Linked DNA regions of Mus musculus: regions 1, 2, 4 and 5 are each linked to region 3. Evidence: chromatin loops called from intact Hi-C (ENCODE). Cell type or tissue: heart. All regions are shown on one strand.

Region 1 (5,000 bases), 52 kb after region 3:
GTTCTTTTTGTTTCTACTTGGTTGATTTCAGCCCCGAGTTTGGTTATTTCCTGTCGTCTACTCCTCTTGGGTGTATTTACTTCTTTTTATTCTAGAGCTTTCAGGTGTGTTGCTAAGCTGCTAGTGTATGCTGTCTCCAGTTTCTTTTTGGAGGCACTCAGAGCTATGAGTTTTGATCTTAACACTGCCTTCATTGTGCCCCATAAGTTTGGGTATGCTGTGCCTTCATTTTCATTAAATTCTAAAAAGTCTTTAATTTCTTCCTTGTCCAAGTTATCATTGAGTAGGTAGGGCATTGTTCAGTTTCCATGTGTATGTGGGCTTTCTGTTGTTTTTAATGTTACTGAAGACCAGCCTTAGTCCGGGGTGATCTGATAGGATGCATATGATTATTTCAATCTTCTAGTATCTGTTGAGACCTGTTTTGTGACCAATTATATGGTACATTTTGGAGAAGGTATCATAAGGTGCTGAGAAGAAGGTATATTCTTTTGTTTTAGGATGAAATGTTCTATAGATATCTGTTAAAACCATTTGGTCTATCACTTCTGTTAGTTTTACTGTGTCTCTGTTTAGATTCTGTTTCCATGATTTATCCTTTGATGAGAGTGGGATGTTGAAGTCTCCCACTATTATTGTGTGAGGTGCAATGTATGCTGTGAGCTTTACTAAAGTTTCTTTTATGAATGTGGGTGCCCTGGCATTTGGAGCATAGATGTTCAGAATTGAGAGTTCATCTTGGTAGATTTTTCCTTTGATGAGTGTGAAGTGTCCTTCCTTATCTTTTTTGATAACTTTTGGTTGAAAGTTGATTTTATTCGACATTAGAATGTCGACTCTAACTGGTTTCTTGGGACCACTTGCTTGGAAAATTGTTTCCCAGGTAGTGTCTTTGACACTGAGGGGTGTTTCCTGTATGCAGCAAAATGCTGGGTCCTGTTTATGTATCCAGTCTATTAGTCTATGTCTATTTATTTGGGAATTGAGTCCATTGATGCTAAGAGATATTTAGGAATAGTGATTGTTGCTTCCTGTTATTTTTGTTGTTAGAGTTGGAATTTGTGTGTGTGGCTATCTTCTTTTAGGTTTGTTGAAAGAAGATTACCTTCTTGGTTTTTTCTGGGGTATAGTTTCCCTCCTTGTGTTGGAGTTTTCCATCTATTATCCTTTGTAGGGCTGGATTTATGAAAGGATATTGTGTAAATTTGGTTTTGTTATGGAATATCTTGTTTTCTCCATCTATGGTAATTGAGAGTTTTGCTAGCATTTGTGTTCTCTAGGGTCTGTATAACATTTGCCCAGGATCTTCTAGCTTTCATAGTCTCTGTTGAGAAGTCTGGTGTAATTCTGATAGGTCTGCCTTCATATGTTACTTGACCTTTTTCCCTTACTGCTTCCAATATTCTTTCTTTGTTTTGTGCATTTAGTGTTTTGACTATTATGTGACAGCAGGAATTTCTTCTCTGGTCCAGTCTATTAGGAGTTCTGTATGCTTCTTGTATGTTTATGGGCATCTCATTCTTTAAGTTAGGGATTTTTTTCTATAATTTTGTTGAAGATATTTACTGGCCCTTTAAGTTGAGAATCTTCATTCTCTTTAATACCTATTATCCTTAGGTTTGGCCTTCTCATTGTGTCCTCGGTTTCCTGGATGTTTTGGGTTAGGAGCTTTTTGTATTTTGTATTTTCTTTGACTGTTGTGTCAATGTTTCCTATGGTATCTTCTGCACCTGAGATTCTTTATCTCTTGTATTCTGTTGGTGATGCTTGCATCTATGACTCCTAATCTCTTTTCTGGGTTTTCTGTCTCCAGGGTTGTCTTGCTTTGTGATTTCTTTATTGATTCTATTTCAGTTTTTAGATCCTGAATGGTCTTGTTCAATTCCTTCACCTGTTTGGTTGGGTTTTCCTGTAATTCTTTAAAGGATTTTTTTTGTGTTTCCTCTTTAAGGGTTTCTACTTGTGTTCTCCTGTATTTATTTCATCAAGGGAGTTATTTATGTCCTTCTTAAAGTCCTCTATCATCATCATCATGATCTGTGACTTTAATTCACTCTTGCTTTTCTGGTGTGTTGGAGTATACAGGGCTCCTCCCTGTGGTGGGAGAACTGGGTTCTGATCATGCCAGATACCCTTGGTTTCTGTTGCTTTTGTTCTTGCCCTTGCCTCTCACCCTCTGGTTATCTCTGGTGTTAGCTGGTCTTGCTGTCTCTAACTGTGGCTTGTCCCTCCTGCAAGCCTGAGCGTCAATACTCCTGGGAGACTAGTTCTCTCCAGGATGAATTTGGGTATGGAGAGCTGTGGCACAGGGTCAGTTCTAGGGAGCAGACAGAAACCTGAAGGAGCCTGTCCCCAGCTGTTCCTTGGTTCCCATGTCCTGATGATTCTGAGTGGTTCCTCTTGGGCCAAGAATTTGAGCAGAAGTGTTGTTGTTACAAAAATAAAAGTACTCAACAGCATGAAATCTAAGCCCTGCCTAAATGTGTGCTGTTAGCATTGTTCCCCATCTATTCTCAGTGTGGACCCTCAGCACTTACAATTGAAGTAAGGCTTCAAACCCTAGCATTATCATCTTCTTGGTGCCAGTCAGAGAAGGCAAGCACTCAGGCCCACCTCATACCTACCAAGTGAGAATCTCCATTTTACCAAGATTCCCCACATGAAGCCAGTACTGGGTTGCTTGAGACAAAGAGTTTGGCCACCACCTGGTGGCAGAACACTTTAATTGCAACCTGCCCGTTGACATCAAAATCTCAAATCTAAAACATTTTTCATTATTAAATTGTTGAATACTGGTTATTGAACCTAAGTCTTTTGCATTCTGAGTAAACACACATTACTAATTTATATCCAGGGCCATCTTAATATTTTTATTTTTATTTATTTTTTTAAATGTGTGCTGGGCAGTGTTGTGCATGCCTTTAATCCCCAACCCTCAGGAGGAAGAAGCAGACTGAGCTCTGATTTTGAGAATAACCTGATCTACTGAGCCAGTTCCAGGATAGCCAGGGCTACACAGGGAAACCCTGTCTCAAAAATTAAAAAACAGAAAAAGAAAAAATTCCCTATAATTAATTTTTTTACATGTTATGTGTGTATGAACACAACCAATCATATGCATGTGGAGGTCAAACACGTTAGGCTTAACAAGTGCAGGAACTTTTTCTTCGAGCCCTGCTGCTCCTGCCATATTTATTTCATATATGTGGGTACACTGTCACTGTCTTCAGACACACCAGAAGACTGTATTGGTTGCCCATTACAGATAGTTGTGAGCCATGCCCATTACATGTGGTTGCTGGGAATTGAACTCAGGACCTCTGGAAGAGTAGTCGGTGCTCTTAACCGCTGAGCCATCTTTTCAGGCTGTGCAGTAATTTTTGATGTTTAATTTTTACTTTTTAAGATTTTTTTTAAAAGTTTATTTTATACATGAGAGCTCTTTCTGCATGTGCACCTGAAGGCCAGAAGAGGACATCAGATCTCATTACAGATGGTTGTGAGCCACCATATGGCTGCTGGGAATCCAATTCATGACCTCTGGAAGAGCAGTCAGTGCTCTTAACCGCTGAGCCATCTCTCCAGCCCCTTAGTTTTAGTTTTTTTATGCTGGAGATTGAACCTAGGGCCTTGTCCATCTTAGGCAGGTGCTCTACTGCGAGCCATATTCCCAGCCTTTTAAATTTTGTTTTGGTTAGAGAAAGGGTCTCACTACATTGGCCTCAACTCTAAAAGACTAATTTTTAAATGACCCAAACACCAAATGTTAAGCTCCTTTCTAGGTCACGTTCCCGACATCTACACACTATAATCCAGACACTTAAGAGACCCCAGGGCTCCAACCTCACATTCCTCCTGTTGACCCAAGTTAGGTCATATGCTCAGAAGTCTCCCTGTGGGGACATGTAGCTTCTATCCAACCCAGTGAGCATAGAAGGGAGGGTCTCAGGAGAGCCCCTCCTGGCAGAAGGGGGCTGGCTGTGGCCAGGGTCCCCTGGGGCAGGGATTCTTCTCTCTCCATGCAAGGGCTCCTGAAGCTGCTGCTGATCATTCACCTGTCTGTCCCACTTCTAGCTGGAAGACTTACATTGAAGGTTGGCCTCGCTGCCTTGACCACGAGACTGTGAAAGACTTGGACCTCAACATCAAGTACTCTGCGATGAAGAATGCCAAACTCTTCTTTAAAGCCCACTCCGCGTGAGTGTCTTAGTCAGGGTTGCTATTCCTGCACAAACCATCATGACCAGGAAGCAAGTTGGGGAGGAAAGGGTTCAGCTTACACTTCCACATTGCCGTTCATCGTCAAAGGAAGTCAGGACTGGAAGTCAAGCAGGTCAGGACACCTTGACACACAACACAAACACATCACTAGTAATCCTCAACCCTTACTTTCTTATTCATCCCCACGATCTAAATAACTTTAAAAGTCCCACAGGCTTTACATATTAAAATTTCAATCCCTTTAAAATATCCAATATCTTTTAAAATTCAAAGTCCTTTTACAATTCAAAGTCTCTTAACTGTGGGCTCCACTAAAATACTTTCTACCTTCAAGAGGGGAAAAATATCAGGGCACAGTCACAATCAACAGCAAAATCAAACTCTTAACCGTCCAATGTCTAGGAACCACTCATGATCTTCTGGGTTCCCCCAAGGGCTTGGGTCACTTCTCCAGCCCTGCCCTTTGTAGTACACACCTTGTCTTCAAGACTCCAGCAGCCTGCTCTCCACCGCTGCCACTGTTCGTGGTGGTCATCTCATGGTGCTGGCATCTCCAAAACACTGCTATCTTCCACTGCAACTAGGCTTCACCAATAGCGTCTCATAGGCTCTCTTCATGATGCCAAGCCTTAACTCCTTTGCCTGACCCCTTCAGTCCTGGGCCATAAATTGCAACTGAGGCTGCACCTTCACCAATGGCCTTCCATGGCCTCTCATAGTGCCAAGCCTCAGCCACTCTTCATGACCCCTTCCTGCCTTCAAAACCAGTACCACCTGGT
Region 2 (5,000 bases), 170 kb after region 3:
GCAGCAAATCTCTTTAAGATTTATGAAATTCTGGGGTGATTTTGTTGTACACCTTTACTCTCAGCACTTGTGAGGCAGAGGCAGGTGGATCTCTTTAAGTTCGAGGCCACCCTGGTCTATAGAGCGAATTCCAGGATAGCCAAGATTACACAGTGAAACCTTGTCTTGAAAAACAGAACAAGGGGCTAGAGAGATGGCTCAGTGGTTAAGAGCACCGACTGTTCTTCCGAAGGTCCAGAGTTCAAATCCCAGCAACCACATGGTGGCTCACTAACATCCGTAATGAGATCTGACACCCTCTTCTGGTGTGTCTGAAGTCAGCTAAAGTGTACTTAAATAAAATAATAAATAAATAAATCTTTAAAAAAAAAAAAAAAAAAAAAAAAACAGAACAAAAAGCTCTACGAAATTATTATTTTGTGTATTGTATGAAAGAGACAAAAACCATGAAGGTTTTTTCTGGGTTACCTGAATGATTTCTTGTTGAGTGGATTCTGCTGGTGACAACGTAACACAGTTCCAACACTCCTAGGACTAATCTACGCTGACGTTACCTTCATCTGTTTTCTTTCTTCCTTTCTTTTCTCTTTTCCTTTCTTTCTCTTTTTGAAAAAGAGCCACGCTGGAATTAAAGATGTGCACCCTCCTGCCAGACTTCTATTACCTTCTTTATTTTTTACAGGAGCTATCCCATGTTTAATTGTGATATATTTTTTTAAAGATTTATTAATTATTATATGTAAGTACACTGTAGCTGTCCTCACACACTCCAGAAGAGGGAGTCAGATCTCGTTAAGGATGGTTATGAGCCACCATGTGGTTGCTGGGATCTGAACTCTGGACCTTCGGAAGAACAGTCGGGTGCTCTTACCCACTGAGCCATCTCACCAGCCCTAATTGTGATATTTTTAATTGTCTGTTTTTGATATCTGCCCTCCTACCACATATCTATGCAGTGTCTTTAAATTACAGAAAAATGTCACTGAAAGGTATGAAATGCCTTGGGAATGTGTCCCCTTGCACAGAAGCCATGGTAATCCTCTTTGTGTCCTTCCAGTTTAGTATATGTGCTGCTGAAGGGAGCATGTATGTGTATGTAAAACCCTAGAGCCAGTGTGCACATAACCTTGTGAAACAGAAACCCATGAAATGTCAGAGGGAGGTGTGCCAGACTGACAACCAGGAGGCTGTGCTGTAAGGAAGTTTGTATGGGCTTCACATTCAGCTCTCTTACATTCACTGCTTCGTAAAGGTATTTTGAGACAGCTGGTGGTGGTGAACGCCATTAATCCCAGGACTTGGGAGGCAGAGGCAGGGGGATTACTGAGTTCAAGGCCAGCCTGGTCTACATACAGAGTGAGTTCCAGGACAGCCAGGGCTACACAAAGAAACCACCCTGTCTCTGGGGGTGGGGGTGGGGAGGTGTTTTGAGAGATTTGCCTACAAAAAGGAGCAGACTTTCTGGGGTCAAAGGGGCCTGTACTTCACAATCCAGGTAACAGAGGGTGATGCTAAGCATTCAGCAGACAGAACTGTTTCAAGCCTGCAGCTGCTTGGGGAACTTCTCAGGCTGTGCTCAGCCTCCATCCCGAGCTGCTCCACCCTCTTCACAGCATTGCTCAAGAGCTGGGCCAACTTGTCCATCCCTACAAGGGGCAGTAATTCCTATTGTTTTGTTGGCGAAAGGGTACTTACTACTCAGCCCTGGCTGGCTGGAAACGCACTTCGTAGACCAGGCTGGCCTTGAAGTTGTGGCCCGCCTGCTTCTGTCTACTGAGTGCTGGTATTGTGGGCATGATCACCATTCCTGGCTGCTTTAAGTTTGTGACACTGAGGATTTCACTCAGGGCCTCAAGGCATAGCAAGTATGCACTTACCAGTGAGCTAGCTGTATCTTCAGTGTAAATATAACCTACTTAATTGCAAGTTCACACTGTTTAATTTAAGTAAGAGTTCGGTTTGGCAACCTGTCAGTAAGGCTCCTGGAAAAAGAAATGTTTTCCAAGTTCAGTAAGACAAATGCAAGGGTGTGGGTGTGGGCTTCTCCCAGAGCTGTACTTAAGTTTCTCAGCAATAGCTGAGACATATGTAACATTTTGGTGACTCTGAAACTTATTTTTTTTAAGCATGTACCACAGTTTACAGGATTAAATAAGTCTGGGAGTACTGTAAAACTTTTTTGTCTCTGTATGCCAAAGCTGAGTATAGGTCATATCACATCTATTTTCTCAGTACTGTTAACAGGGCTTTGCCTATGGTAAGGAGATCATTAAATTGAATGTGGGGAAGAAGACAAGAGATGCTTTAGGTAATAGTTAAGGAATTATCAGAAAGCACCTCCTGGCAAGCATAAGGAGTGGCCATGGGTGCTTTCCAGGAGCTGGGCAAACAACCAACAGCCACCTTGATGGCATTGTTTACCATAGAAGTGAAGACCTTAAAACTATGACTGGCCAGTTTAGGACAAATTATAAACAGCACACAGTCTGGCTGTAAAGGTCTACCAATCAGCACATTGGAAAAGTGTGATCGCCAGGGAATCAGATAGGAGCAACCAGGATGTTGTCAGGTCCTGATTGCATGGAAATGCTAATCAGCAGATCATGCAAGCTCCAATCATCATTTTCTACTGCCCTCCGAAAGGAGGAACAGGTAAGGATTAACCTCCTGACGATAAAAGGCAGAGGGAGCCCATTGCTAAATAAGTAGAGACATTTCCTATTAAAGGAAGGGTGAGAATACGTCACTTTAGCACGAGCCCAGTGACTTACAGTTCTTGCAACGCAAGAATAATATCTATTTGCAAGTCGTTTGAAGTATTTTATTCTCCATTCGGCACAAAAAGGGAGAAACAAAACCATCCCAGAATGCTCCCCTCACACGCGGCAAATTAGAAGCGCTATGTGAGATAGTTATTTGCATATCCCCGCCCACTCACTTCCGCCTAGCTTCTAGCGTAAAAACCCAAATAGAAGCATTACTTCTAGCCCTAACCACAAGATAAAAGCCTTTATTTATACCAGCCTCTTGGCCCATCCAATGGTCTTCTGAAAAATAGTATACGCCTTGCTCTTGTTATAAAATAAATTTTATTACAAAACTCTAATAAAATTATAATCCAAGATTTGAGAGATCTTATTCCAACACTGCCATCCTCTGCTTAGCCGCAGTTGGGAGGAGCAAGGGACTTGGGCGAGAGAAAACTGAAGCCTCTGCCTTTTTCTTGCAGCAGTGGGAGGAAGCTTCATCACTTTTCCAGCCTTGGTCCCTACACCCGGATTGTGATCAGAAGGGTTTCTTTTTCAGCCCAAAGACAGCGATGAATAATGCAGTTTCAGTGACAGCTGGGAAGGCGCTGTGAAAAGTACGGGGCCGCGGGGGAGGGGGGGGAGTTAGAGCCCCTTCCAACCCAAACACTTGAACCTCCAAACCTTATATGCGGGTGGGTTAGGGTGGGTATGACTCTTCAAAACTCTACCAATTTCACATGTGCAGGAAAGGTCTAGGTGGGGGAAACCTTCAGATTTGGGATCGATTTTCCACCACCCCCCCCCATTCCAAAATATTGGGTGCTAGGGCACCTGCAGAAGGTAAAAATGTACCAGTACGTGGTACATTCCCATCGCTCGAATACGAAGAAAGACAGGGCCACAGACGCGCTACAGTGGGCTGCAATGGCTTAACAATACAGAGGGGGTCAAGGAAAGTAATCGGTTCGTGATGGGCCCCGTTGGTACCTGGACTTGGGTTCAGCTTGTACCCTTCCCTTAAGACAAGCGCCAGAGTTGGCAGCCAATGCCTTCTGAATTTATGGACAGTTATGTGTAAGAGACCAGAGCTGAGTTTGCTTTGATAGGACCTCTCCCTGTACACTCTGTACACTTCTGGGAAGGTTAATGTCATATATGCCCTAGGCCACACAAGAATACCTACAGATCTGATACACTGGGGATTTCTCCAGTGCCCTGGTCTTCCTTGTCCACAATTCAAGAGTAAAGAGCTACCTTTTTAAAAACACAAACAAACAAACAAAACAAAACAAGCCAGGCAGTGGTGGTGCATGCCTTTAATCCAGCACTTGGGAGGCAGAGGCAGGTGGATTTCGGAGTTCGAGGCCAGCCTGGTCTACTGAGTTCCAGGACAGCCTAGGTCTACATAGAGAAACCCTGTCTTAGATAACCTAAATATATAAGTAAAATAAGATTTAAAAAAACCCAAAAAATTCACCTGCCCCTGCCTCCCGTGCACTAGGATTAAAGGCTTGCAGAACCACACCTGGGCTCTATTTTCTTGGTCCCTTCTGAGTTCCCATAGTGCTTTGTATTTTACACACACCTACAAGCATACTGTTTAATCACACTGATTTACAGATGTTTGTCTGCCACCTCTTCAAACGGGATAAAATGATTTTACTCCCATCCAGGGATCGCCAGAACCTGGCTCACATCCGGATTTAACGAATGTTTGAAGTCTATTAATTCCCCAACAGTGTCTAAAACCTCTCACCTAGAGAGAGATTCGGTTTACCATGTAGAGCAGACACTTGTGCCCCAAAGGCCTACAGAGGTGGAAAGAGTGGTAACTGGGATGAGTCACCTGAGGACGATGGCCAAATAAAAAGGATACAGAGGAGGCTCTGGGTGCTATTGAACATGGAGACTCCTGAGAGGAAGCCAGCCAGCTCCACTGCAAAGAGGCCCAGGGTGAGACAGAGCGCGGCTACCAGCCTGCAGAGAGAAAAGGGCTTGGACCAAGGTTTCTGGATTCTGTTGAAGACCCCTGCACTCTCACCCCGCCCCAAGAGCTCACTGGTTGTCCTGCTTTTCGTATTCCTCCGGGGTGAATTTGAGAGGCAGGCAAGCCTGGATGTTGCTTTCCTGGCGAGCCGGGCAGAAAGAAAGAAATGTCAAAAGAGGAATGGGGCTGCGGGGACAAGTTGGGAAGGGGCCGGGGAACGGAGCAACGAACGGACCCTGTGTGAGTGGACTGAGCTGAGCTGG
Region 3 (5,000 bases):
GCCAATGCACATCGCTTCTCTCGAGGCTCGAGGATGACTGTGGAAGGAGGGATAGAAAGAGTGTGGAAGCCAGAGACAGTGGATGACAGGACGACTGTTTTCCAGACGCCGCAGGGCAGTTGCATGTATGAACCCACAGTGACTGACGGGATGCACGAGATCTGCACAAGTTCAAGTCGTACAAGATGCCAGCATGGACTGAGGAGGCGACCGAGGTGTCCCACCCCGAGCTGAGGAGCTATTGAGAAAGGAGGAGATGGCTTTCTTTAAGAGTATGACTGGAGAGATGGCTCAGTGGTTAAGAGCACTGACTGCTCTCCCACATATATGAAATAAATATGGCCTGAGCAAACAGGGCTGGAGCGAGAAAGTGGGGCTGGAGGATGACCCTTGCTTGGCCTAACACCTTCCAGGGACTGTCCTGGATTAGGTGTGGACTCCATGGGTTTAAAAGAGTGGACACAAAGTTAGGTGGGCATGGAATATGTGGTGAATCCAGGAATATACAATGCATGGAAAATCTCAGTTAGTAAAGCAAGGGGGTTTTTAAAGAGAAGATGTTCTCTACATGAAGGGCAACACTTGAGATTGGCCTCCGGCTTCCACACATACACTCCTGAACACACACACTGACACGTGTATAAGCTGTTAACGGTAGTCGTCTGGCAAGGCCTTTTGGTTTTAGTTATAATGTTCCTGTATGCTTTGATTTGCACGAGGAATATACATTGCTTCTGTGGTCAGAAAACACAGAGATAATTTTAAATTACTTACTGATTGGTTGATGGATGCTGGGGCTTTAACCCTGCAGGAAGCAGAGGAAGCCCCGAGTGTCCTATTGACGAGGTCCCAGTGCCAGACTCATGGGAGCTGGCAAAGCAGTCTCCTGCCTCAGGCTCAGGGAACTGGCGGATCCTTCCACTGGTCCATGGTGGAAAGTCGGCAGTGTGGACAAGAAGTCACTGCGGGTTCCTTTTCCTAGATGTTTGAAGTCTGTCACCGCCACGCCACAGAGACCCCTACTAAAACCAGCCAACTCTTCCCTGCTTTGTATGTAATAAGTTCAAATTCACCCAGGCTGTCTTGTAGTGAGTGTCCTCTGTCAGGGTGAGCACAGTCTCCTAGTCCCAGCCGCTCTGTAAGAGTGTCTGTCATTGTCCCAATTAGGACCCAGCTATGCAGGACATGGTAGAAGCCAGGGCCTCCTGATTCTCTCTCTCTCTCTCTCTCTCTCTCTCTCTCTCTCTCTCTCTCTCCATTTAAGTGGACATGTATATATTTCTATGTCACTTCCTCACTGTTCTGTAGTCAGTATAAACTATAGTGGAATGGAATCTCCTGGTTTCTACCCTCCTCTACTTTAGCTTCAGTGTTGTGTTGTATTGTATCTGTTTGCTTGTTTGTTTTTATTTTGTTTTGTTTTGTTTTAACTCTAACTGAATACGTTTTTTTTGGATCAGTCTCAAGCCAACCTTCTTTGTTTCAAAAGTTGTTTGGGGTTTGGGGGTTATAGCTCACTTCCAGCTTCTTGCCTGTAAAGCCCTGGGCTTAGTCACACACACACACACACACACACACACACACACACACACACACGAGTTGTTTTGCCTCTTTTAAAGACTGTTTTTTTCTTATCTGCTGCAGCAGTGATTCCACAAATAGAAATGAATTCCTTCTGTGAATTCTTCCGTGACTTTGAGGGACCCAGGAGAGGGGCTGAGAAGCAGGAAGAAAGACTGTTTCCCTTTCCTTCCATAGAAAGAGGAACCCAGACCTTCTTCTGTGCTTCCCTGGGCAGCCGAGGCTATTTATAGTCTTTGGATTTAATTATAATTCTGCCCTCTGGTAACTTGGCTTTAAGCCTTGGCCCCACCCTTCCTATAAGAGGACCAGTTCTGTTTCTGTACATTACAGGTTGAATACAAATGATCAGATAAGGAGTATAAGTGAGAGGGGTGAGTGTGGTGGCTGCACAGTGGGCTATGTCATCTTGGAATGAAGACCAGGATAGATTTAAAACATTCCACCCCTTGAGTATAAAACAGTGCAGCAACTGCAAATAAAATAAGTTCAAATGAAAACCCAGCACGTCAGCTCCTCAAATCACTGTTTGATGCAGAAATTCCACTCTTAGTTATACGCTCCAAAGAATGAATTCTTTGTTAAGTTTGCAGTAGCTTTAGTCTCTACAGCAACAAAGTGAAAGCAACTCAACGGTGGATAGACAAACAGATAAAACGTGTGGTGTGTCTGTACAGCGGAATTCTATGCAGGCTTTAAAGAAAGAAAAAGAAAGAAAGAAAGAAAGAAAGAAAGAAAGAAAGAAAGAAAGAAAGAAAGAAAGAACGAAAGGAAGGAAGGAAGGAAGGAAGGAAGGAAGGAAGGAAGGAAGGAAGGAAGGAAGGAAGGAAGGAAGGAAGGAAGAAAGAAATAAAGAAACAAAACCCTACCTGAAGCAGAGGCGCTACTGACAGTTGATGACTTCTGGGTGAACAGAATTTTCTCCAAAGGATGTGGTTCTGTTAGGTCCATCACTCTCCAGAAGAGGGAGCCACACCCAAGAGTATCAGAGCAGCAGAAATTAGAAATGAAATCTGGGAGGGAAGATGGGTTGGGAATAGACCTGGAAGGGGAGGATTGAAACTTGAATATAATCAAAATAATTTGTATGCAGGTACGAAATTCTCAAAGAACTAATAAAACTATTTTAAGGACCAGGCATGGGTGGCACTTTAAAAAATCTCAGTACTCTGGAGGCAGAGGCAGAGGGCAGGGGGAATCTCTGTGAGTTCGAGGCCAGCTTGGACTTCAAGGCAAGTTTCAGGACAGCCAGGGCTGTTCCACAGAGAGACTCTGTCTTGAAAAACAAAACAACAACAATAACAACAATTTTTAAAGAAATGAAACAGTGATCCTTGCTACAGTGTAGGACAACCTTGTACACATGACACCTAGAGAGGAAAGGGTGGGCCCAGTGAGATGGCTGAGTGGGTAAAGACGCTTGCTCCCAAGCAGAGAGATCTGAGTTGGATCCCTGGGTCCCAGAAGGTGGAAGGTGAGAACTGGCTCTAATGAGTTGTCCTCAGACCACTACCTGTCATAACCTGTCACACTCTGGCACACACATACACACACACAAATACATTTTAAAAGGACAAATATTATTTACTCATATGATCTAATTCACAGGGGTAAAAAGGAGACTGGACCATGACAAGGAGCCCCTGTTTAATGGGCCACAGTTTCAGTAGAGGAAAAGAACTTCTGGAGATGGATCGTGGTGACAACTGCACAAATGAATGTTCTCAATGCCACTGGACTGCACACTTAGAATGGCTAAGATAGAAAAAAAATTTTTTTTCTGAGACAGGGTTTCTCTGTGTAGCCCTGGCTGTCCTGGAACTCACTCTGTAGACCAGGCTGGCCTCCAACTCAGAAATCTGCCTGCCTCTGCCTCCCAAATGCTGGGATTAAAGGTGTGCGCCACCACCGCCTGGCTAGAAATTTTTTTGCTAAATATGCTTTCCTACTAAAACTTTTTTTTTTTTTAAATCTTCCCTTCAGGGGCTGGAGAGATGGCTCAATGGTTAAGAGCACTGACTGCTCTTCAGGAGGTCCTGAGTTCAATTCCCATTATTTTTCCCATCATGAACCACGTGGTGGCTCCCAACCATCTGGAATGGGATCTGATGCCCTCTTCTGGTGCGTCTGAAGACAGCTACAGTGTACTCACATACATACATATGTACATACATACATACATACATACATACATAAAATCTTTTAAAAAAATCTTCCCTTCATCTTTACTACATCATGCAAGGACTCGTTTAATAAAGGATCATTGGGAAATTATCAATGATTCCAAATCAGTCTCATGATTGTTCCAAATCATACCTCATTATCATCCAAGGTGTGGAAGGATTGGGTGGAATTTCCCTGACTGTGAGGGGCTGTGTCCAACAAGGGAGATGTAAGCAGACTTTCTGTGGAAGGTGAGAAGTACTGCTGGCCTTTCTAAGTAAGTCAATTCTAAATTAAATTTTTAAAAAATTGTAAGGGTTGTTGAGATGGAACAGTAGGGAAAGGTGCTTGTCACCACACCTGATGACCTGAGTTTAATCTCCCGGCCCCACATAGTAGAAGGAAAGAACCACATGTGGATGCTGTCTTCTGATCTCCACAAGTAGACTGTACCACACGCATACACACAAGTTAATAAAGTAATGCAAAAGCTTTAAAGTAGTCATTCTTACAAAATTAGTAATACTGACATTGCAGCATACCTGATGACCCGAATTCAATCACCATGGCAGAGACAGAAGGGATGCCAAAGGTTGTTCTTTGACCTCTACCCAAGCTCCATGTCACATGTGTGCCCTCCCCACCCCCGAAAAAACACACATCACGAACACATACAATAATAACAGAACAAAAACTAATAACAACAACAAAAAAAAGGAGTTTTAGTAACATTTTGGACCTACGGAATAATTTCTAAATACGTGTTGGGGCCGAGGAAGCCCTGGCTGAAGTGTAAGGAGTGTGAAGTCCTACAGGAAGGTGTGTTGTTGACAAGGGTTTGTCTAGCTTAAGGACCACAGTGCCTCAGACCCGTGGGAGTGGCAAAGGCTTCTCTGTGTCAGGCTAAGGGGAATGAATAGCGAAGCTTTCCTCTGGTTAGGGTCTGCGCGGGGCCAGGACATAACATAAACGGGTGGTTGGGAGGTAGAGACCTGAACCTGGTGCTCGGCCCCCTTTCTTTCTTTTTTGGTTTTTCGAAACAGGGTGGTTTCTCTGTGTAGCCCTGGCTGTCCTGGAACTCACTCTGTAGACCAGGCTGGCCTCGAACTCAGAAATCCGCCTGCCTCTGTCTCCCAAATGCTGGGATTAAAGGTGTGCGCCACCATGCCCAGCTCAGCCCCCTTCCTTTTTGCTCAGTACAAGGACTCCAGCTCAAGGAATGCAGTGTCCCACATAGGGGCGGGCCTTCCTGCATC
Region 4 (5,000 bases), 190 kb after region 3:
CCGTACGGGCCAGTGTGCTTATCTTTTTAAACAAAAGCAATTGTTCAATATTACTTTCCCCTAAGCTATTATGAGATAAAAATATGAAATTCTCCCAGTTTGATTTTATTTCTAATGTTCACCTCTAAGTATATTAGCTGCCTAAGTGAGCACCAATGTTCACCTCTTAAGGTGGCTTTGCCAGCTTTAATCGTTTTCTGAAAAGGAGACATTTAAGAAAACTTCATACAGCTGTCTTTCTAATACTGAAACAGTTCGAACTAAACAAATATACTGGAATGCTGTAAAAATGTGGGAATGTCTTGGAGTGTGGGATATTTTATGATTATAACATATAGTTCCTGAACGAACATACTATGTAAATTGTAAGAAGACAGCCTTTGTCATTGGGACACGATTGTCTAAAATCATTATACAGAACTCTGATCAGCACAGGATAGAGCTGTCAAGAGTTTATATTTCTCTATATTTCCTCTATAACCAAGACAACCAATCTGCCCAGTGTCTATCTATCCATCGGGAGCAGAGAAGCCCTTTCCCCTCAAGACCCTTGCTCGTGTTTCTGCTTTAGTGGCTCTTCGGGCCCTTTATGATCTCCCTCAGCTCTGACGCATCTCCTCCATCTAACTTAAGACTTCCTCCCCCACACTCCCAGTTCCCACTCCCGGGAGCTCTGGAGCCACAGGGGCCTTCATTCCCATTCCTTTGGCTTCTTCAACCCCTTCGACCCCACACAAAAAAACAGGCTCAGCCTTAGCAGCAGCAGCACTTTAATTCCACAAAAACTCAGAAAGCCAAAATTAATTAGAATACTCCACAACAGGTGGGCTTCAAAACCAGTAACAATTCGACCGGAACCCTGAGAGCAGTGAGACACTCCCCCGTGCCCCCCACCGCTCTCCCTCCATCATGAAATGTGCTCCTCCACCCCGTGGCATTTTAGGGGACCAGAGGAAAGAAGCGGGAGGTTATGCAGATGTTGCGCCCTCACCCTCGCATGGTGTGTGGGCAAGAACCGCTCAAGTTCCTAAAGCCCCTGGCACTTGAGGTGTGTGACCATTGGGATCCGGATAGCCGCAGCGGGGCTGAGGTCTCTCTGATCACACATTCGTGTCTGCCCCACCCTCCAGCAGAGATCTAAGGGCCTGTATTCCCATGGACGGTGTTCTAGCTTAGGGAGAAGGGTCAGGAAGAACAGGGTAGCTATAGATGGCCAACTGAATAAAAGCAGAGCTACATCCCTTTTCACCAGGAGAATCCTCACAACTTCCCCATTCACACTCCATAGGCTTAGAATGGGCACAGGCCTCCTAAACGCTTGTGGAAGAACCTCTAACGTACAGGCATCCCCTCAGCAAGCAGTTTCCACCAGGGCTCTTTGAAGAATCCTGAGGGTCCTACTGGACCCTGGTCTGGCCAGGTTACGCATGGTCTCTCCTCTATGCTCCTGGTCACTTGCATAGGGCCTCCAACACCTCCAGCGTGCGTCGGATATCTCGGACTTGGCGTGCCAGCCCCTGAACCGGTTGCAAAGCCCGTTCCAGCTCCTCGCAGCGCGCAAGTAAGGTGTACATGCCCTTAATGCTCATGTCCACGGCTTCACCTAAGGAGTCCACCGCGTCGCGGTAGGTCTGGATACAGCCCACACTCAACGCTGTCAGCTCTTGCACCGCACCACCCAGCCCGCGAAGCAGACGGTCTACCCGGCCGCCCAGCTCGCGACTCAGCCGCTCCAGATCCCTCAGCACGTCCGGGTCGATGGGAGGGATGGTGGGGGTGGGTGCGGGCGTTAGGCAGGGCCGCACAGAGGCAGGGGGAACGGGTGGTGGGGCGCCACTCAGTCGGATCTTGAGTTGTAGGTTGTTGGCCACAAAGTGAGTAAGGTCGCCGTGGCGGCTCACCGTGCCCTCCAGCTCTAGGGGGCTGGAGATAGTGGCGCGACGTCCTCCGCCCGCGCCGGTCTCGCCACTGGATGAAGACCCCCCTCCACCGCACGCCCCACTCAGCCCGTCCAGGCTGCGGCTGTCCTGAAGGCGGCTGGGGAAGGAGCGGCCAGCCCTACCCGCCGCCGCCTCTTCGTCCTCGTCGTCGTCGTCGTCACCCTCTTGCTGCGGCAGCTCCACATTCATCTCGACGCCTCCGGGGCTCCCTCGACGGCAGACCCTCAGAGCGGAGGGCTGATCCTCGCTGGGCTCCGGCTCCGGGTACCAGGAGGACGGGGGCGGGGCGTGCTCGGAACCTGGCACCCCCCGGCGTCCCCGGGCCCCTGACGGCGTCGCCCGGGAGCTCGGCTTGTCCTCCCAAGTGTCCAGCTCCGGCCCATGGGCGATGCTGCCGCTCCAAGTCTTTGGGGACGCTCGGGGATGACGGCTCGAGACCCCAACGCTCTCAGCCTCTTCCTCCCCGGACAGCGTCCGGACTGAGGGCGGCTTCGAGGGCGTTCGGGACGGCCTGCCGCTGAAAGTCGCGGCCTGGTGCTCAGCTCCGACCGAAAGCTCCGGCTCCGGCCCGAGCCGCCCCTGGGCGGCCTCCATACTGAGGGTGGGGGCCGGAACCGCGAGTCGTCCGCCGGGCTCCCCGGTCAGCGGCGGCGCCTTTAAGGGGCGTTGGCGGAGGCGCGCCGATTGGCAGCCGGATGATAATGGTCCGGACAGGAAGAGCTCTGTGATTGGTCGCCACCCCAGGAAGTTCCGGGAGGAGGGCTGTTATTGAACTGCAGAACACAAGTGAAAGCCAGTCGGGTGGCAGCTCCGGGGTGACAGCTGTGCGCGGGGCCCCGCCCCTTCGGAAAGTTGAGGGGGCGGGTCTTAAAAGACCCGAGCCCCGGAGCGCCGGAGTCCCACCGGGGCGGAGCTTAGGCTCTATGTCCACGGTGGTGTCGTCCGGAATTACCGCCGAGCAGTCGCACTCCACCGGGGATCGTTTTTGGAAGCTCTAGGGGTTCTTGGATGCTCAGGGTTGGACCGAACCGAGCTAGAAAACCGAGAAAGAAAAACAGCAGCGCCAAGAGAGAGAAAGCCGGAATTCCCAGCGGAACGGGGCTGATTGGTTCCATCCTTGAAACATTGACAGACTGATCGTTGAAGCGCCCAGAGTGACTCACTGTGCAGGGGAATTGCAGGTCGTGGACTTTCCTGTGCTTTTGTCACTCTTCGGCCTCCTGTCCCCTCTGCGTAGAGCATTTCTCTCATTGGAGGATAATATTGAGGGTTGTTTGTTTGTTTGTTGTCACAAGAGAAAATATTCCATAGGTGAAAGAATCAGACGTTTTGATAAGCACGCTCGGGAAAATAAAGGGCTGTGATTGAGAGTAAGAAGGACTAGTTAGATGAGGCCTCGGTCGGGAAAGGTCTCTGATGGGAACTATCAAGGGCATCAACTCAGCTTGCTGACAGAGGGAGGAAACCTCAGAGGCAAAGAGGTTTGATATAAACAAGAAACGCTGGGGTACGGAGTGTGGGGGAAGGACAGAGAGAAGACACCAGGGCTAAAATAAATGAGAAGGGAGAGGATTAACAACATCCAGATCGAAGATTCAGGACCCCCGGGCCACATTCCCAGGGCACTGTGGTTTCTGTAACAGATGGAGAGTCTTTCCAAGGGCCGTGGGACAGGAATCAAATGGTAGAAAAGTCGTCAACTGCAACACAGCCAAAGCTCTGGGACCCTTCTAGTTAGCAAAACAATGAATTAATATTCTTCCTTGGTTTAGAATCTTTGTATACCCCCGGCTGTCCTGGAAGTAGCTTTGTAGACCAGGCTGCCCTCAAACTCACATCACAGAGATCTTTCTGCTTCTGCCTCCCAAGTTCTGGCTGGGGTTAAAGGCAGAAGGACACCTGTTCCTGTTTTTGAAACTGAATCCTGTGTGGAAAGTGTGCACAATCACTGTGGCTAGTAATTGCAGAATCTTCCTGTTTTTTTTTTTTTTTTTTTGCATCCCTTCACCCTGTCTTTATTCTTTTTTAAATTTGTTTTGTTTTGTTTGTTTGTTTGTTTTTCGAGACAGGGTTTCTCTGTGTAGCCCTGGGCCTTTGTAGACCAGGCTGGCTTCAAACTCAGAAATTCGCCTGCCTCTGCCTCCCAAGTGCTGGGATTAAAGGCGTGCGGCACCATGCCCAGCCCTGTCTTTATTCTTGTGTTCCTTGCTCGTTTCTTGAGCTCTTTTTCCTTCAAAAGAAGCCATCTTTTGCAAGTCTTTTGTTTTCTACTACTATTACTACTGCTACTATAATTACTTTCTCCTCCTCTTCTTCATGCCAAAGGTGTGCAAAATAAGATGACATTTGGTGTGATAGTGGAGATTTTAGTTGGTGTCATAAGGTTTAGTTGGGACATTGTCTTCCCTATTTGGTGACTCCATTTAGATTCCTTTTGTATATGTACATGTCTTAGGGAGCCTCTATAGTAGGTTTCCATATGGTTTTAAATGTCCTTTAGTGTTAGCTGTCCCTCCCCATATTTCCTCCTTTACCTTCCTTCCTTCCTTCCTTCCTTGATCCATTTAATCCTCCTAGTTTCCCCTTTGGCTCTCCATAACAGTATATTCTATTTCCCTGTCTAAGTACCTGTCTTAGTTTGGGTTTCAATTGCTATAAAAGAGACACCATGACCACAGCAACTTCTTTTTTGTTTAATTCTCTATTCTCCTGACTTCTCAGTCCCAACCAACCCTCCTTATACTTTTAAACACAAGCTGCTTTAAAAAAAAAAAAAAAAAAAAAAAAAAAAAAGGACTTAAGCCGGGCATGGTGGCGCACGCCTTTAATCCCAGCACTCGGGAGGCAGAGGCAGGTGGATTTCTGAGTTCGAGGCCAGCCTGGTCTACAGAGTGAGTTCCAGGTCAGCCAGGATTATACAGAGAAACCCTGTCTCAAAAAATCAAAAAGGAAAAAAAAAAGACTTAATTTATATATATGATTACACTGTAGCTGCCCACCATTACATATTAACCCATTACAGATGGTTGTGATCTACCATGTGGTTGATGGGATTTGAAC
Region 5 (5,000 bases), 120 kb after region 3:
CTTTGCAGGTTAATTCTCTAAATATTCATGGCTTTTCTACCTGTTGAGATCTAGCTTGTACGTTTATTCCTTTCTGAGTTCCAGAAGACCATATTCTGGAGAAATGCAGAGGGATACCATTAGCTGCCTGCTATGGGAGTGTGAGTCTCTCTGTGTGTGCTTATCTGTGTCCGTCTGTCTGTGTGAGCCTGTCTGTGTGTACCTCCAGAACAATAAACACTACCCAGGAAGCTCTTGCATGTCAGGACTTTAGCAGTGCTCTTTATCAGACACTGTTGCTTTGGGATCCCGGCATTCCTAACCCCAGTCACATTCCCTACGCGCCGAGTTCTGTGAGACTCCATTCCTAACCTCACACGAAGCCTCTGCAGTACTGTGCAGTCTCTGTCCCTTGCCCACCTGTTCCTGGCCGCAGCTCCACAGTACAGTAGCCATCGATCCACTGGTAGCAGGGAAAGTGGACAGCAGAGCCATCGGGGGCAGTGACACAGATTCGACTGCAGTACCAAGGGTCCTTGCAGAAGAAAGCAAAGCGCTCCTTGTGTAAGCGCAACAGCAAGATCTCACCCAGCTCTGCTTCACAGCGCACCTTATACTTCTGAACCTGGAGTGAGGGAAGCAGCAAGCAGGCCTTTGAGCAACCAGGAACTGTCGAGGACATCTTTGCACTCTGAAGTGTGCATCAACACCGCTACCTTTCTGGGATATTGGCCTGAGCAGTCGTTGATCCATGTGGTTCCTTTGTGTGATTGAGAGAAAGAGCCCGTCTCCATCCAGAGAGGAGCAGGCACCATACTCAGTGCCTGAGTGAATTTTTGTAGGGATTCCTACCCTCACTGCCAGTAGTTCACTTTCATGTAGGGTCATTAGCAAACTAAACTAGCGACCGACAAAGCAGACCCCTCCCAAAGAACAGGAGACCCATGATCTGATCAGAGGAATCAATTTGGTCAAAGCCTAGTGTCAATTAGGGGAGGAGCCAGGCCAGGCAGTGGTGGCTTTTAATTCCCCCTGCACTCAGGAGGCAGAGGCAGTCAGATTGCTAAGTTCAAGGCCAGCCTGGTCTACACAGAGAGTTCTAGGACAGCCAGGGCTACACAGAGAAACCCTGTCTGGAAAAACCACAGAAAATAATAACAATAACAACAATGATAGGAGAAGCCAGGAAGTTAGGGGAAGTCCCCAGAATCCATTCCAAATGCCCTTCCCCACAGCCCTGTCTCAGAACAATTGGTATGGTTTATCGTCTCCCAAAAGTCAGGGATGTCAAAGAAAATGATCACAGGACATAGCAGGCATCCTGAGTTCAGCAGGACTTGACGAATCCAACAAGAATAATCCTCACTTCCTTCAGGTTCCCCATCTCTCCTCTGTACTCACCGATCCAGAGGCGAAGTCCCTGCCTACGCGATCCAGCTTCTGCTTAGGGCTTTCACCACAGGTGCCTACCAATGTAGCATAGATGTTATCCAATGTGCCAGCCTTCAGGTAGGAACCAGTGGTCACACACAGCCGATATACTGCCATGACTGGACCCAATAACCCCAAACCAGTAGCTAGCCTAGAGAAGGTACGCTACAGGTAAGAGAGAGTCAGCTCCTGGGCAGGAGGCTGGGGGCTGGGGAAGGGTGGGCCTGAGGAAGGATCCAGCTCTAGGACGTTCCTGGGCTCGCGCGCGCTCTCTCTCTTTCTCGATCTCTCACGGCAGCTCCGCTGGTAGCTCGGGAGTACTATCCCCACCCACCGACTTGCACCCTAATACTTGTTTGCATGCCTCTGACACAGCCTGTCCCTCTGGCTGGCTCATCCAGATGGATATCAGAAGCCTGGGCCCATTGGTGAGGGAGGGAATAAGGAAGGAGGGACCAAGTGGCAAGTGGAAGACAGGGAGGAGGTGACGCGTGTTGGGACACTACTTTGTGTCTGATCAGTGGCTTGACTAATGTCCTGAAGCCCATGTTCACCCATTCCCCAGATTCCACCTAGAGCCTTTTCCTCCTATTTCCAAACCAGAAATGGGCACCAGAACACCAGAATTCCTACATGTGAATCACCCACGTGAATCACACCGTGCATCGGAAAGCTGCACCAATTCATAAATGCCAGGTGACCTCATCAACAATCAAGTGAATAACACACATCTTAGCACGTGACAAGGCCATCATGTTCTCCTTCCTGCCACCGACCCACCCATCTCCTCCTAAAGTCTAGTCTTCTCTCTGTCTCCAGTTTTTGTTATTCCCGACCTCAATCACTCCTTTGAGATAGGACCTGCCTGCCAAGTGAGTGGAAGCCTGCCCGACAGCATCTGGAGGCCCTCATGTGACATTCTTTACGCTCCAGGTCCTCCCTCAGCCAGCCTGCTGAACCGTGGGAGGCACCCTGTATGCCCTAGGTGTCCAAGATATAGGTCACAAGGACCAGGGAAGAAAAAAAATAGACTCTACCGGGGAAACCTGTGGCCCGCAGCGGCCCCGCGTGGCTGGTCTAGGCACCTCTAGATTCCTGCTTGAGTGGCGCTCCTGCCCTCCTTAACTTCTAATAAAAGCCGAGGCGTTAGCGACTAGGTTTCAGTAAGTCAGAGTCTCGGACAAAAACGAACTTCATCCTTTAAATACACACAAGAATACGTAGGTATCATAATAAATTCATTTAGGCAAAAGTGGAGAGCTTTGCTAAGAGCCCGGATAGCTCAGTCGGTAGAGCATCAGACTTTTAATCTGAGGGTCCAGGGTTCAAGTCCCTGTTCGGGCGCTTAGCTTTTTGTGGGAATCTGCACTTACAAACACTATTGTTAGGCTGTCTTGTTTGACAATAGCTCTATAATAACAAAGTAATTGCATTCTTTTTAAAAGGAAATGTAAATTGAACGTAAGTTCCGAACAATCAGAAGAGGGAACAGCATTACGTTAAAGTACTAGCTATACAAACGAGGAATACATCAAAGAGAGTAAAAAGAAAATGGGGAAGTTAATATTATTAATATTAATAATATACTTCATTTACTACAATATTTGAAAATCTTATTTTAACCCTAATTGGTGTTTTAAAATCCGCATTTTAACGAATTTTTAAATTATCTTCCTTAATTTTCATGTTTAGAAGAAAGCACTCATATTTCAGGTACTCAATAATCACATTTTAGTAGTTGGCTTCATGTGTTTGTTTTGGTTTGTTTGAATAAATGGAGTGATATGCAAAATGGGATATAGAATAATGTATATAATTTCTGAGAGCACTACAGAAGAGGGGGTTCCATGGTGTAATGGTTAGCACTCTGGACTCTGAATCCAGCGATCCGAGTTCAAATCTCGGTGGAACCTTAGCATTTTGCTAGTACATCAACATAATAAATATATTTGTTTGTAATTTTTCATGCTTAGTATGTCTGTTACAGATATTCTAGTATAATTTTTTAAATTACACTTATATACACCAAGATCTGCGCTGAATTAGTGTATAAGAATACTTATTTCAACAATGTTTGTCACGTCTTGTCTATGAATATGGAAGCAATCTTGGGTTTTGTTGACAAGCCAAAGTTCATAGCCAAGCAGTGGCTTGTTCTCATAAAACTAAAGAGGCCTTCAGGAGAAAAACTCTGGCCTGGCAGCGGTGGGATTCGAACCCACGCCTCCGAAGAGACTGGAGCCTAAATCCAGCGCCTTAGACCGCTCGGCCACGCTACCCGCATGGAAGCTGCTATTTCCCGTCGTCTTCCTAAGAGAGTAGAAGGAAGTCTTCTCAACGCTCACAGCCACGAACTGACCCGAATTTCTTTTGTTGCTGTATATTTCAAACCCGAAATGAGGACTCACCGAGGCGCTAAACGACATTGTAAAGAAGCGAAACAAATGGTCCCAAAGACACAGAGATTTACAACAAAACAAGTTTATTTAGTGAGATCAAATCTGGGAACCGAGCAAGTCTGAGCTTGGTAGCTTACGCAAGAAGCAGCCCGAGCTTTGCACTGCTGGGGAGCTCAAATTTCGTTAGTCTCCCTCTCTGTTTCTCGCACCTGCATCCACCCTTCCTGTCACCTAGCTCATGCGCTTTCCATACACTACATTTCATTCCGCTGACCTGAGGCTGTCACCTCTAGCTCCTATGACGCTCCGCCCCATCTCCTTGCACACGGACACACACACACTCTCTCTCTCTCACACACACACTCTCTCTCTCTCTCTCACTCACACTCTCTCTCTCTCTCTCTCTCTCTCTCTCTCTCTCTCTCTCTCTCTGTCTCTCTGTCTCTCTGTCTCTCTGTCTCTCTCTCTGTCTCTCTCTCTCTCCCTCCCACGCTACCCCTTTTTTTCCTATACTGGTGTCCGTAAGCCGGAAGGAGGCGCCGCCCGCCATGTGGCTCTGTGGCGCAATGGATAGCGCATTGGACTTCTAGTGACGAGAAAGCGATTCAAAGGTTGTGGGTTCGAATCCCACCAGAGTCGGTTTTATTACTCATTTTAATCTTTTCTTGGCTTTTAAAAAATTTAAAGACCCACAAATAAAGTTCAGCTCCAACCTCAGTCTGTCGCTCCGCTCTTTACTTACCTGTCTCCCCCAGGGCTTGGGCCGTGGAGAGCAGGCCTAAAGGTGGGAGAAGGGTATGGGCAAGTAGGCGTGGCGCCAATATAAAGGCAGGCCCCTGGCTAGGGGACACACCGGGATTTAATAACGATTTTATTCCATGCACTAGGGACTCGGGAAGGGACTGGGACTGGACTAGGGTAGAGAGAGTACAATGCTACACACAGGGAAGTGGGACAGGGAAAAGGGATGGGAAAATATATATTTATATAGATACTCTAATATAGACCACATCTCACCCGCGCGCTGAGCCCGCGCGCCCCGCTGCCCTCCTCGCCCGGATCCCTCTCCTGCCCTCTGACTGGAGTCTCTACACCACCCCCAATCCCCGCCCCAGCCCCCAAAAGCTCAGGGCCAAGGTCTCCAAAACGCGGGCGGTGGGAGTGACGGGGCCTTGGGCGCCCCGTCTTGTC

What was found. Hi-C counts contacts between places; a loop is a spot of excess contacts. Peaks named below come from ENCODE experiments on the same cell type or tissue, not always from the same donor. Only the 100,000 strongest peaks of a DNase experiment are listed, where the experiment ranks them.
Region 1: it touches region 3 in a loop (7-fold over the local background); 34 of 42 quality-filtered maps call a loop at or near these places.
Region 2: it touches region 3 in a loop (4-fold over the local background); 14 of 42 quality-filtered maps call a loop at or near these places.
Region 4: it touches region 3 in a loop (4-fold over the local background); 14 of 42 quality-filtered maps call a loop at or near these places.
Region 5: it touches region 3 in a loop (2.9-fold over the local background); 11 of 42 quality-filtered maps call a loop at or near these places.

The regions. Positions count from the first base shown.
Region 1 is chr11:69,190,721-69,195,720 of GRCm38, reverse strand. It overlaps Alox8 (arachidonate 8-lipoxygenase), which reads left to right. Exons shown (of 14, transcript NM_009661.4): 4 at 4,075-4,197. Among named protein-coding and RNA genes, the nearest start is that of Alox8, 4.6 kb to the left of the region's middle. In heart, a CTCF peak has its summit at 2,716 (motif pointing left); no DNase peak of the experiment used is centred here; H3K27me3 peaks cover 502 bases.
Region 2 is chr11:69,071,101-69,076,100 of GRCm38, reverse strand. Tmem107 (transmembrane protein 107) reads right to left here. Exons shown (of 5, transcript NM_025838.2): 2 at 4,810-4,877; 3 at 4,627-4,727; 4 at 3,582-3,678; 5 at 2,808-3,355. The coding sequence ends at 3,286. Snord118 (small nucleolar RNA, C/D box 118) reads right to left here and starts at 2,675; the gene lies at 2,539-2,675. In heart, a CTCF peak has its summit at 2,682; DNase peaks (open chromatin) are centred at 1,680, 2,510, 2,910 and 3,630; H3K4me3 peaks cover 2,325 bases; H3K27ac peaks cover 3,164 bases.
Region 3 is chr11:69,242,663-69,247,662 of GRCm38, reverse strand. No RefSeq gene overlaps it. Among named protein-coding and RNA genes, the nearest start is that of Gm23194, 4.6 kb to the right of the region's middle. In heart, a CTCF peak has its summit at 2,548 (motif pointing right); a DNase peak (open chromatin) is centred at 1,822; H3K27ac peaks cover 885 bases.
Region 4 is chr11:69,057,332-69,062,331 of GRCm38, reverse strand. Borcs6 (BLOC-1 related complex subunit 6) reads right to left here and starts at 2,557. Exons shown (of 1, transcript NM_028005.3): 1 at 756-2,557. The coding sequence starts at 2,534. The coding sequence ends at 1,452. n-TIaat4 (a tRNA gene) reads left to right here; the gene lies at 1-12. In heart, no CTCF peak of the experiment used is centred here; DNase peaks (open chromatin) are centred at 1,091, 1,701 and 2,711; H3K4me3 peaks cover 3,928 bases; H3K27ac peaks cover 3,070 bases.
Region 5 is chr11:69,122,930-69,127,929 of GRCm38, reverse strand. It overlaps Hes7 (hes family bHLH transcription factor 7), which reads right to left. Exons shown (of 4, transcript NM_033041.4): 4 at 4,671-5,000. The coding sequence ends at 4,936. Aloxe3 (arachidonate lipoxygenase 3) reads right to left here and starts at 1,553. Exons shown (of 15, transcript NM_011786.2): 1 at 1,381-1,553; 2 at 400-604. The coding sequence starts at 1,527. It overlaps n-TRtct4 (a tRNA gene), which reads left to right and starts at 4,362; the gene lies at 4,362-4,448. n-TLtag3 (a tRNA gene) reads right to left here and starts at 3,689; the gene lies at 3,608-3,689. It also overlaps n-TQctg6 and n-TKctt27. In heart, CTCF peaks have their summits at 2,487, 4,357 (motif pointing right) and 4,903; DNase peaks (open chromatin) are centred at 2,509, 3,679, 4,009, 4,359 and 1 weaker place; H3K4me3 peaks cover 3,782 bases; H3K27ac peaks cover 1,921 bases; H3K27me3 peaks cover 574 bases.